Regions from separate parts of the Homo sapiens genome. Here regions 2 and 3 are each linked to region 1. The links are chromatin contacts, found by Hi-C or POLR2A ChIA-PET in ENCODE. All regions are on one chromosome and are shown on one strand. Each heading gives the region's core, a stretch centred on a gene start or an enhancer-like site at or near the end of the contact. The rest is flanking DNA. Distances are from core to core; before and after follow the strand shown. Region 1 holds the start of HDAC7 (histone deacetylase 7). Region 2 holds the start of SLC38A4-AS1 (SLC38A4 antisense RNA 1). Region 3 holds the start of ARF3 (ARF GTPase 3).

The links. Hi-C counts contacts between places; a loop is a spot of excess contacts on that map. ChIA-PET counts read pairs that join two places held with the same protein, here RNA polymerase II (POLR2A). Pooled maps may share reads with other maps.
Region 2: a loop to region 1 is called in a map of sigmoid colon, with 4 times the contacts of the local background. The contact joins the promoter of SLC38A4-AS1 here to the promoter of HDAC7 in region 1. A Hi-C loop is called at or near these places in 8 of 168 maps with a recorded cell type or tissue (B cell, CD8-positive, alpha-beta T cell, aorta and 4 more), 10 of 37 single-sample maps with no recorded cell type and 23 of 50 pooled maps.
Region 3: a loop to region 1 is called in a map with no recorded cell type, with 4 times the contacts of the local background. The contact joins the promoter of ARF3 here to the promoter of HDAC7 in region 1. A Hi-C loop is called at or near these places in 1 of 37 single-sample maps with no recorded cell type and 2 of 50 pooled maps. POLR2A ChIA-PET finds 5 or more read pairs at or near these places in 1 of 52 experiments (OCI-LY7).

What each region holds. Positions count from the first base shown.
Region 1 is chr12:47,817,833-47,821,482 of GRCh38, reverse strand. HDAC7 (histone deacetylase 7) reads left to right here and starts at 1,580. Exons shown (of 26, transcript NM_015401.5): 1 at 1,580-1,716. The coding sequence starts at 1,698. RefSeq lists enhancers at 1-739, 2,078-2,651, 3,369-3,650 and silencers at 1,290-1,629, 1,770-1,849, 1,860-2,169.
Region 2 is chr12:46,381,655-46,385,304 of GRCh38, reverse strand. It overlaps SLC38A4-AS1 (SLC38A4 antisense RNA 1), which reads right to left and starts at 1,629. Exons shown (of 4, transcript NR_125380.1): 1 at 1,610-1,629. RefSeq lists silencers at 1,624-1,693, 1,844-2,203 and an enhancer at 1,758-2,265.
Region 3 is chr12:48,955,429-48,959,078 of GRCh38, reverse strand. It overlaps ARF3 (ARF GTPase 3), which reads left to right and starts at 1,592. Exons shown (of 5, transcript NM_001659.3): 1 at 1,592-1,769. RefSeq lists enhancers at 2,265-2,344, 2,400-3,395.

The DNA of each region.
Region 1 (3,650 bases), core at 331-2,830:
GTGTATGGAGTGTGGTGCCAGGTTGTAGGAGGACTTGAATGCCAGGAAAGGCTTTTGGGAGGGTAAGTTAACAAGCGCAGAGGGGTTGGATCTGCCTGCCGAAGGAGAACTGGGACAAGGAAAGGGGCTGAAGTAAGAAGTCCCACGCTGAATATGCCGGTAGCAACAGATAGTGAGTCCCGAGCTGTGCCTGAGGGAAGGGAATAGAATCTATGGTTTGAAGTTCACCGCCAGCATGGCCAAGCCCTCCTAGGCCACTGTGGGCTCTTGCTTCCAATCAGACATGACTCCACCTCTGGGGCTGCCTCAATTTTTCCTTCTCTGGATTCTTGGGGTTTCTTAGGATTGCGGGAGATAGAATGGGGTCAGGGGAAGCTGCTCCTTGGTTTACAATGGTGGCGCCTCACGCTGCAGAGAGCCCAGTGTTCCTGCGTGGTGGACCTCTCCCCTTCCTAGGAGCAGCTCCAGATTGCTGGAGGCAGACACGGCTGACCGGCTAGCCCAGGAAGCACAATGGCGAGGTCCTTAGCCCCTGACCCCTGAATCTGACCTTCTCTCCAGCTAAAAGCGGAGGGAGAGGCAGGGAGGGCCACTGCCTAAAGCCGGCCCTGAGCTGAGTTTATTAGCTGAGGGAGGGCTGGAGGCGGCTGCATTCCGACTCACAGACTGGAACATTTCTGTGATCCGCTGTAATGCACTGGGGGACACTGGGCACATTGCTGAAGTTTGACTCATAGGGACCGGGAGGGGGAAAGAGGGGGGTTGTGGAGGGAGAGGAATGGGAGGAAGAGAGGAAGAGGAGAGGAGGGAAGGAAGTCCCTTGAGAAATTTCTTTAAAAAAAGAAAACTTTCAAAATCTGCACCACCCCCACACCCTTTTTCTTTTAATAGGAACAGGCTGGACCCTTCCGTTCCCCTCAGCAGGCATGGTGTGTGTGTGGGGGTGCCAGTGGGGGAGGGCTGGGCAGTGATTCAAATCAGATCCTGGAACTTTCCTGAGGCAAGTCGTGCTTATGTGTGTGTGTGTGTGGTGGGGGGTGTCCGTCTGGGATTCCTTGTATGGGACATGGGACACCACGCGTGTCCCACTGTGCCCGCGTGTGGCTGCGTGCTTGTGGGCTGTACGGGTATGTAGTGTGTGCACGGGGGTCCACCCCGAAGCCCCAGTGTGTGCTGTGTAAATGATTCTGCCCCTTGTAAACATGGATGCGTGCTCGTGTACGTTGTGTATGCGAGGGTGCGTGCGCCCAGGTAGCTGGGTTTCCGGGAATTGTGCACGGCTCGGAGCGCCTCGCGGCGGCTGGGGCTCGGAGCCGCGGCCGGCGTTCCGGGTTCGGCGCTGCCTCCCCGGCAGTGCGCCGCGCCCCGCCGCGATCTGGCCGCGCGCGGTGTCTGCGGCCCGCCTGTGCGCCGCGCGGTGCAGTGTCTGCCGGGGTGGTGTGTCCCAGGGCCGCGAGCGCCTGCCCCCTCCCTCCCCTCCCCCTTGGCCCGCTCTCAGACTCAGATAAAGCATTTCCTTCCATTGTCATCCTACCCGGCCGGCCGGGCTGCCAGGGCCCTCCCCCTCCCGGCCCCCTCCCTTCCTCTCGCCGTCTCACAGTCGCTCTGCAGCCTCCGGCGACTGGGGGGATGTGAGGCCGGCGCCCCAGCCCCCCGCCCCGCCATGAGCCCCCCGCTCTGAGGGCCCCGGCCCCTGGATGCACAGCCCCGGCGCTGGTGAGTACTGGGCGGCCGCCCCCCGCCCCGCCCTGCGCGCGGCACCCAGCGTCGCCCGCCCAGGCTCGGCCTCCGGCCCTGGCCCCGGCTCCGGCTCCGGCTCCGGCTCGGGCTCCCGCCAGCCCCGCGGGCCCAGCCCGGCTTGCGCCCCCCGACCGCGCCTGTCCCGCCCGGCTCCGCGGGGCTCTGGCAGGCTCCGGGTCGGAGCTGGTTCCGGGGGCCGGAGGGCTCGGGCCTCCCGCGGGGCGCCCACATCCGCCCGCCCCGGGGCAGCTACAGGCCCAAGGGAGGGAGTTGGAGGCCCCGGCCGCCGGTGTGCGGGCCCCACGTCCCATCACCCCTGTTCCCGGGGAGGACGAGCCGAGGGACCGGGGAGGGAGGGACGGCCGCGGTGGCCCGGCGAGGGGGCGGTGCTCCGGGGCGGAAGGTTTGGAAGCGCGAGGGCAAAGGGCAGGACCCACTGAGTTGGGGCTGGGCTTTGTGGGGCTGGACATCAGCGCCCCCATCCCGTGGAGCCGGGCAGGGCCCTACTCAGATCCTTCGGCGGGGAAAGAGGTCCCTTGGAGGGGTCTCTGGCTGGGAGGTTTCTCTGAGCATTGCCCCCCATCCTTGCTCACCCATCAGGGTGAAGAGACACCTGTGCCCTGGTGAGCTGTGGAGGTCAATGCCGGCAGCGGCGCGGGAAGCGGGGCGCCGCAGGCTGTGTGAGGGGTGGGGGACAGGATGTGCACCCCCCAGGCCTGGGGTCTGTTGGTGTTGGGGAGTGTGAGAGCAGGCGGCAAATTTGGCGGATGGGCTGGGTTCCCACGACCAGAGTTTCTAGGCCTGTGGGCCAGGAGAGAGCCCTCTGGGGCCCGCAGGCCACCCAGTGCCCCACCCCCATTGCTTCCCGCTGTGGCTGCCCGTTTGGGTCTGACCTCCCCAGCCACGGCTGCTCCTCACTCCTTCTCCCCGCTGGCTGTCTTGCGCACCCAAAGGCCTCCCCCTGCATCTGGACACTGGCTGTCTCGCTGCCAACGCTCCCTGCCCACTCCCCTAGGCAACATCTGCCTGAGGCCCAGCTCTGCCTGCCGCTTTCTAGGGTGAGAATGGGGCATCGGCCCTCAGCGGCCCTGCTGGGAGCTCAAGATCAACTTCTCAGCCTGTTCCCTGGACTTGCATCTGGACCTGTGGGACCTTCCTCAGGACCCCTATTCAGCTATAGGGCTGGCAGGAGACTGTGACTCAGGTCCCTGCCCTCCAATGAGACGCTTTGGCGGCCCTTTCCCCCTCCCAGGACTCCATAGGCTGCTAGGCTGCCGCTACCCATGGGTTATTAAGTCATTTTCTTCTTCTCTGCAGTCATTTCTGAGGGAAACTAAGGCACAGAGTAGTCCCAGTGAGTGGTACCCAGCCCAGTGAACCTAGACTGGAACCAGGTCTTGGACCTATTGGGACTGGTCCTCTGCCTTTAGTCCCCTGATGTCCCTCCTTGCCCAGCAGGGCCAGGCTCAGAGGCAAGCTCAGAGCTGCCTCCTGATGTTGCACCTGGAATGGTCCTGGTGCAGTGTTCTCCAGAGGCCTCTGTGTCCCTTATTCGGCGGGTGTCTCTGTGGCCACCGGGTCTTACAGTGGGTTTTGGGGCAGGGAAGTTTGCATGTCTAAGCTGTTCACTCCACTTTGACACTGAAGTTCAGTTTCCCCATCAGTAAAATGGGGAGAAAATTCCAAGCACACTTCTCAGAGCAGAGCAGAAGAGGTTGACTATGGAGAGGAGAATGAAGGTACTGTGCTATTATCCACCCCCTCCAGTTTGCTTAGGGATAATGGACCTCAGCTTTAGTCCTTGGTGGCCTCTTGGCATGGAAGCTGGAACTTTCTCAATTCTGATATAAAACCCTTGAGCAAGAGAGAAACTCATGTGTGATGGGGTAGGGAGTGGGGACCCTCTGGTA
Region 2 (3,650 bases), core at 380-2,879, 1.4 Mb after region 1:
ATTTATCGAACCCTGAAGACTAAAAAGCCTCATCGTCATTCTCCTGGAGGATTCACCATTTGCTCGGGGCTAAAGGTGTATGAAGACAAACCTTTCTCCTGAGAAAAAAAATGAGTTCTTAGGTCAAATATTTCAATAATCTACCCTTTAAGAAAAATGTAACACTGCCTTGGAATGCATGATTTCTTCATAAGACTTCCTTTTTACAATTGTGTGTGGCTTTCTACCCAAACTAACTTTAAACATCCCTCCACAATAAAATTCAGGAAGGCCACTTTAATAAAACGAGGGGGAAAATCCCACCAAAATGTAAACTTAATATTTCAACACAATTAAATTTATTAATAAAGAATTTCTATTGCATAGTGAACAAAGCATTGGATTTACCTGACAGTTTGGGGTCAAATTCCAGTTCCTCCTCTTAGAGAAGGAATGGCCTTGGGCGAGTTATCTAACTTCTCCAAGCATCAGTTTCCTCATTTGTAAAAGGTCAATAATGGGGTAAGAATAGCCCCTACCTCAGAGTTGATGAGAGAAATGAATATGCACACATTTACAAAGACCTTAAAGTAGTGCGTACCCTAAGCCTTATATGAAGATTATTATTCTTTCTAATTACAATAATTCTAATTGCAGAAATCTATGCGAAAACAATACACAGTTCTGGCCAAAAGAAGTTAAAACAAATGTGAAAAATAAGCGACATCCAGAAACTTCAGCAGCTCCCTTCTGTCCTATGCCTCAAGGTACCAGAGAGGGAAAAAGACCCCCAGGAGAGGCTGTGAGGAAACCTGAACTGCAAACCCACCACGATGTCTTCCTGGGAAAGGCAAGTTGGTAAAGAAAGATGTGAACTCTATTTCAGGGTAGTATGTTTTTTTCATTTGCTTCCAAGACTTTGATGGAATGACTTGAGAGGAAAAGTTCACAATTACTAGAAAGAACCTAAAAGGACATGAGAGATGAAACCGTTGCAGTATTTTTGAAATAAATGTTTTCCTGCAAGAGCAGAGTCATGGGCGGGGTGTCTGTGTAATATCTACTCAACACAGCCGAAGGGTAAGAGGAAATCTTGGTAAGCCGACTTCCAAGTCTTAATGGGGAACCATACGGAACCAACTGCACGCCAAATCCCACGCTCACCGAAGCTTCAGGGATTTTCTTGTGGGTCTGGGGGTTTAATCTGACAGCTCCTAGAGCCTTCAGGACTTCCCGGGCACAGATAATGGGCCGCGACTGCACCCCCGCGTCCCTCCTTGGGGCGCAGGCTTTCCACAGCTACAGTTCTCCACGTCAGCAGCCACGTACACAAGCGCCGGCAGCTGCCAACAGGGCGTGCCCGCTTCCAACCCTGCACTCTCCCAAGCAGGACATCCCTGCACCGCCCGGCGCGTTCGCGAAAACTCCGCGGGGCCTCGAGGCGTCCCGGGATTAGCCCTGACGCTGTAGGGCTCTCTAGGTTTTCCACGACGCAGGGGAGCGTAACTGGAGCGCACCCGACAGCCTCTCAGCTTGCCCAGGCTCGACTGGATGGGGCTTTGCTGGACCCCCGACCCGACCCCCACACACCCGGGCGGCGGGGCCCAGGTACCTGCCAACGCCTCCGCACCTCATCGTCCCCTCTGCTTCCCCTCCTCCCTCTCCCCGAACCCTTCCCCCCTCCTCCCCGCCTCCTCCCCGCCTCCTCTTCGCCTCCTCCTCCACCTTCTCCTCCCCCCGACCCCTGCTCCCACTCTTGGCTCCAAGTCCGCGCGCGGGCTGGGGAGGCGGTGCCGAATGAATCACCGTCACGTGGGTCGCGGGCGCGCAGAGGCGGGCTGCGCCCGGGCGGCTCTGGCGCTCGGAGCGTTAGTGGAAAATTTCCGGAGATCTACTGGGGCTGCGCGCCGCAGGCCCCGCCCGCCGCCTCCCCGCTCCTTCGTATCCCCACCTCCTTTTCCCCCTCCCTCCTCCTTTTCTCTCTTCCCCCGCCGTTTTCCGGTCGCAGCCGGGCCCCGACATTGCGGAGGTTCCTTTCTCTCCGGGGAGCGGCGCTGCGCACGCCCCGCCCGCTGCAGCGCCCCAGGCTGGCGCCGCCAGACCCCTTTGCCCTGGGGCCGCCAGCCCTCGCTTCCTTCGCGCGGCTCCAAGCCGCCACGCGGCCTTGCCCCCGACCTTGCGTGTAGCCTGCTGGTATCCTGAGAGGCCAGGAGCGGCGTCCTGGCGCCTCCGCCTTCGCCTCTGGGGCGCCGCACCCCCGCCACCTCCGTTCCGCATTGAGTGAGACCCCCCACATCTCCGGGCGGAATGTGAGACAAAGGGAGAAGACGGTGACGATGGGCGTCTTGTCTTCTCATTTAGAATTACTGCACCGCCGTTTAAACAAAGCACATGCAAGGCCAATTGTGTTTTACCCACTCCCACTTAACCACTGAGAAAATAAGCTATTTTCTCTATCCCATAACATTCTCCACTTCGTTTTCCCAACCACGAACAAAATTTATTCCTGAGACAGCAACTTTGAGGATTTCGTTGACCTCATCCATGTAGAAGTGACAAATGGTTACACAACAAAATTGTTTCACTCAAAGGGGGTTGTTGTGTACGTGGTTCACCTCAATAAAACACACATTTAACTGTTTCAGCAACTGTTTAGCCCTGGACTGTCGCCCGGGTTAATGTCGCTGAATGGGGTGGGGGGTTGAAAAGTGGCATTAGCGCCACGTGTCCCAAGACGAAGTGACATGGAACCGGAGGCAGGTGCCTTAATCAGTCACGAAGTGCCAACGATGTCAGTCAAAACAGTTGGGAGTTTTATTGAGTAAAGATCTCAGAACCAAGCCCATATATTAAATGGTTCCCATCTAAGAACCAGAATTGCAGGTGTGTTAATTTTAATAAATCGTTATTTCAGTATCTTAGCCCTGGGCAAAGAAAGATCCGGAAACTGACTGAAGGCCAGGAATGTAGGTTCATCGTGGCCTACGAGTGCTTTGGGTAGCACACCTTCTTTCAGTCACTGTCATTTCTCTTTAGACAAGAAGACCCCTAACAAGTATTAAAATAAAGGTATTTTTTAATGATCCTGTTTTGGAAAATTGTAAGGATCTGAAATTTTTAATTTTTTAAAACAATGGAGCACTTCAATAAAACTTCTATTTTCTTTACTAAGAATATACACAGCTTGTTTTTTAGCTTAATTCTTGATTGTTGCTGTGACCTTACCACATTCTGAATAACCTTAAGCATGTATATGAGAATCGTATCTGTGATTTTGCTTTCACATTTCACTTTCCAAGACACTTATTGGTAATTAGCAGGTGTCAGTTTACCTAGCCAAAGAACCATTGTCTATAAATCCTTCATCTCTCTGCCATTGTTTTCTTTCACATTCATTGGCATATACTACACCTAGCAAAATAGACCATTCCAGGGTCAAATGAAAAGGCCAACAGGTAAGTATCACAAGAAGGTCATTAGTCAAGCCGTTATTTCCCCTCTTTTATTTGGGAAGGAGATGGGAGAAACAGAGTTCTGATACTAGGTCCCTGGAAAGTTCTTCAGTCTTGACAGAATTGGGTATGTTTGTACTAAAGTATCTGTAAAACTAAATTTTTTTAAATTTTTTGTTGTTGTTTTGAGACGGAGTGTTGCTCTTGTCGCCCAGGCTG
Region 3 (3,650 bases), core at 343-2,842, 1.1 Mb before region 1:
CCTTAGCTTGACATTCTAGGGTCATGTTATCAGGTTAACATAAGAGAGAGAACAGACTGGGTTAAGGGACTGTAAGTGCATACACCAGGGATTGATGAGGACAAGGAGATCGACATATATGGCACCTACCAGCTTTTTTTTTTTTTTTCTTTGAGACAAAGTCTTACTCTGTCGCCCAGGCTGGAGTGCAGTGGTACGATCTTGGCTCACTGCAACTTCCGCCTCCCAGGTTCAAGCGATTCTCTGGCCTCAGTTCAAGTAGCTGGGATTACAGGTATGTGCCACCATGCCCGGCTAATTTTTGTATTTTCTGGTAGAGACAGGGTTTCACCATATTGGCCAGGATGGTCTCAAACTCCTGACCTTAAGTGATCTGCCCACTTCAGCCTGCCAAAGTGCTGGGATTACAAGTGTGAACACAGGGCCTGGCCCCAGCTTAGTTCTTCTTGGAAGCAAGGAAACAAACAAACAAAATCAACCAAGGCAATAAATTCATAAGAGCAACAATTTGGGCTCAAGCCTTAGGGAAGAGCCATGTGTTCATTCCCTTATACTGCTGTAAATGAGGAGAGAGGGCACTTAGAGAACCTTCTATTGGCCGGGCGCGGTGGCTCACGCCTGTAATCCCAGCTACTCAGGAGGCTGAGGCAGGAGAATCGCTTGAACCCGGGAGGCAGAGGTTGCAGTGAGCCAAGATGGTGCCATTGCACTCCAGCCTGGGCGACAGAGTGAGACTCTTGTCTCAAAAAAAAAAAAAAAAAAAGGAACCTTCTGTTCTTAGCATTACTAGTGCCCTTCTATCACAGCTATTTTTGTTTCAAGGCAGTTCTGCATGTCTAGACCAGGTGCAAAACGGAGTGTGAGGGAAGTAGGAGTGGGTAGGAAGCAAGAAATATGGGTGCAAAGTCCTTCACCTTTCCTTGGGATACTAAAATCCCTACTCATCTAGGCACACTTCCTCAAACCACACTTCTGAATATTAGGTTTCCACTCTCCGTCTTTCAAGTTCCAACTTAACTGGCTCAGAGTCCAGCTGTTTTCCTTTAGCCTCTTAAGTTCATCACTCTCCTTCCTCTTCCTTATGGGAAAGGATCTCTTGATTCAGACCCCACAGTAATCTAGTCTCAGGAATAGTGAGCAACAACAATGGTGCGGTGAGGGCTTTCAGGGGATGGCAGCTAGCCCAGATTAAGAAATAAAGATGAAGTCTGGCTGGGTAAGGCATGCCACAGCAACGACTGTTCACCCATATCCCGATGCTGGCTTTGCCCAAGGAGCCCCTGGGCCCCGCAGCCCAGCCCGTCTCCTACGCAGCCAACTTGCCGCCTCAGTCCTTAAATTCCAGGCACAACCCTGGAGCTTGGGATTGTCACCTCAGTCCTCACTGTCTCATCCCCATTCACGGCTCCCGCCTCCGCCGCCCACAGCCCCCACACCTGCCCCCGCCCTGACTCCAGCTCCAGCGCCCGGCCGCCGGTGCTGCAGCCGCTGCCATGGTGATGGGTCTCGCGAGAACTGCCGCTAGCTACCGCGCAGCTATCGCGCGATCGGGGAGGTGGGAAGTATCCCGGGCTGGGGGTGGGGGTACGCCGCACAGCTCCAGTCGCCGTCGCGGCTTCCGGTGCTAGGTGGAGGGAAGGAAGGAGGGAGCCGGGGAGTGGGCCAGGGCAGCAGCCGGGCTGAAGTCGGCTTGGGGAGCCAGAGGGAGCGGAGCGGAACCTGCGGGGCAGAGGCGGCGGCCGCAGCGGCGCAGCTGATAGCAGGAACAGGTGAGAGGCTGGGAAGGGAAGGCGGGTCCCGGTAGAGAAGAGGCTCGGTCAGGGTGAGGGCTGAGGAGATAGAGCGCCTCCCGGGCCCCGCCCGGCACTGCTTGGCGTGGGGCGGTGGGATTCTTCCCACCCGAGAGCTCAGAGAGGGTGCGTCGGGCCAGCTTCACGCCTGCCCCCGCATTTGAAGGACGCAGAGCTGGGGTGGGGGTGGGGGGCGCACACGGATTTGTCCTCCGCCTCGCTCAAGGGGGCGACCTGGGCTGCAGTTAGGTTGTCGCCTGCAGGAGGTGTGCTGTTGAGGGAGAGGAAAACCGTCCGAGGAGAGGTGATGAGGGGGCGGTGATGGCTGTTTGTATCTTTTCTGTTAAAGGGCTAGGGAATGCTGCTTTCTTCTACTCCCTCTCCCTCCCCCACCTTAGCAATAGGAGACGGGAGAGAAGCCTTGCTGTGGTTACACCCCCTCCCCCATCATAGGGCAGGGGTGCGTAGGGGGGTTGGGGGTTAGCCAACAGGGCAGGCTGCTGGGGCACCACATGGGCGCTATTGTGGTAGAGGTTGCGCTTTCGAGTCTAGGGAACCGCAGGTTGGGAAGAGGGCAGCAAGTGGGGAGAGGGTGGAGAGGAGGCAGGAGAAGGAGGAGGGGGATCTGATCTTCCTGGGAGAAGAGAGGTGGGGCCTTCCTCCCCAGGCGGAGCGGGGGCGGTCTCACAGGAGGAGGGAGCATCTTGTCACTGGCCCTCAGTTTGTGTCTTCCAATCCGCTTTCTTTCTTTAGGAAGTACCAGGATTCCCGGAACAGAAAATGGAGCCATTGCTTACGCGAATCGTTTGAGGGAAGGGGCGGGAGTTGGGGAGGTGGAGTTCCCTGTTAAAACGGGCCACTTGATTAGCAAAGTGGTAGCTGTTATTTTGGGGGAATTCCCGTCTTGATTGCATTAAGGCGGGTCTCCATCTTTCCAGGCCAGGAGGAATGTGGTGGTGGAGGTGGAGGATTGTGGTATGTGGTCAGGAGTGAGAAGAAATAGTAAGGCCGTCCCGGTGAGGGAGAAATGTAACCTAAAACCTGTCTCTGCTGTTGTTGGATTGGGTCACCCCTGGTCTATGGCATGAAAGTTTTATTGGGAGGAGATCTGCTGCAAGAGTCTGATTGCTTGGGTCAGTGCAACAGGACAGAATCTAGTCGCTGCATACCTCCTTCCCTGTCCTCAATCAGGTAGGTAGTAACAGTCTTTGCTGCTATTTTGTCTTGGGCTTGTTGTTGGGGTAGGTGTTTCCACTTGCCGTGACTTGGGACATGGGACAGTGTTATGGGACAGTGGATTATCATAGCCCATTGGACTTGAGTTTGAAAAACATGTCTGTAAAAGTTCATTCTAAGAAAGAAACTAATCCATTAAGGTTCAGCTTTTCACCGAATGAATGATTGACCTTGGATTCAGCCAGGAAAGGCTCCCATGTATCACATATTCACATGCGTCCTGTTTCCCAGCATAGAATTATTACCTTGCATAGTTAGAATTTTTATAGTTGTCTATCTTGCTTTTCCAAAGAGACTAGACGCTTTTCGACTGCAGGAACTGGATTTCGTCTCCTCTTCCACAATGCCCATGCAAACAGTAGGTACCCATGATGAATTTAGAATGTAAATAGATAGAACTCAACAAGCTTTCTAACTGTAGTTTAAGGAAAGGGCAAGAGATGGCTTGGCTGTCAGCAGAAGTGCCTGGAAATAGCTTAGCAAGGGTACAAAGACCCTTAGCCTTTGTAATTAAGAAGTTTTTGTGTCTCTGCCTTCCTAAGAGGCACAGAATAGGCATAGATAATGGAAACTTAAGACCCAAAAAGAAAAATATTACTAGAACACAGAGTCATTATCTGCAGT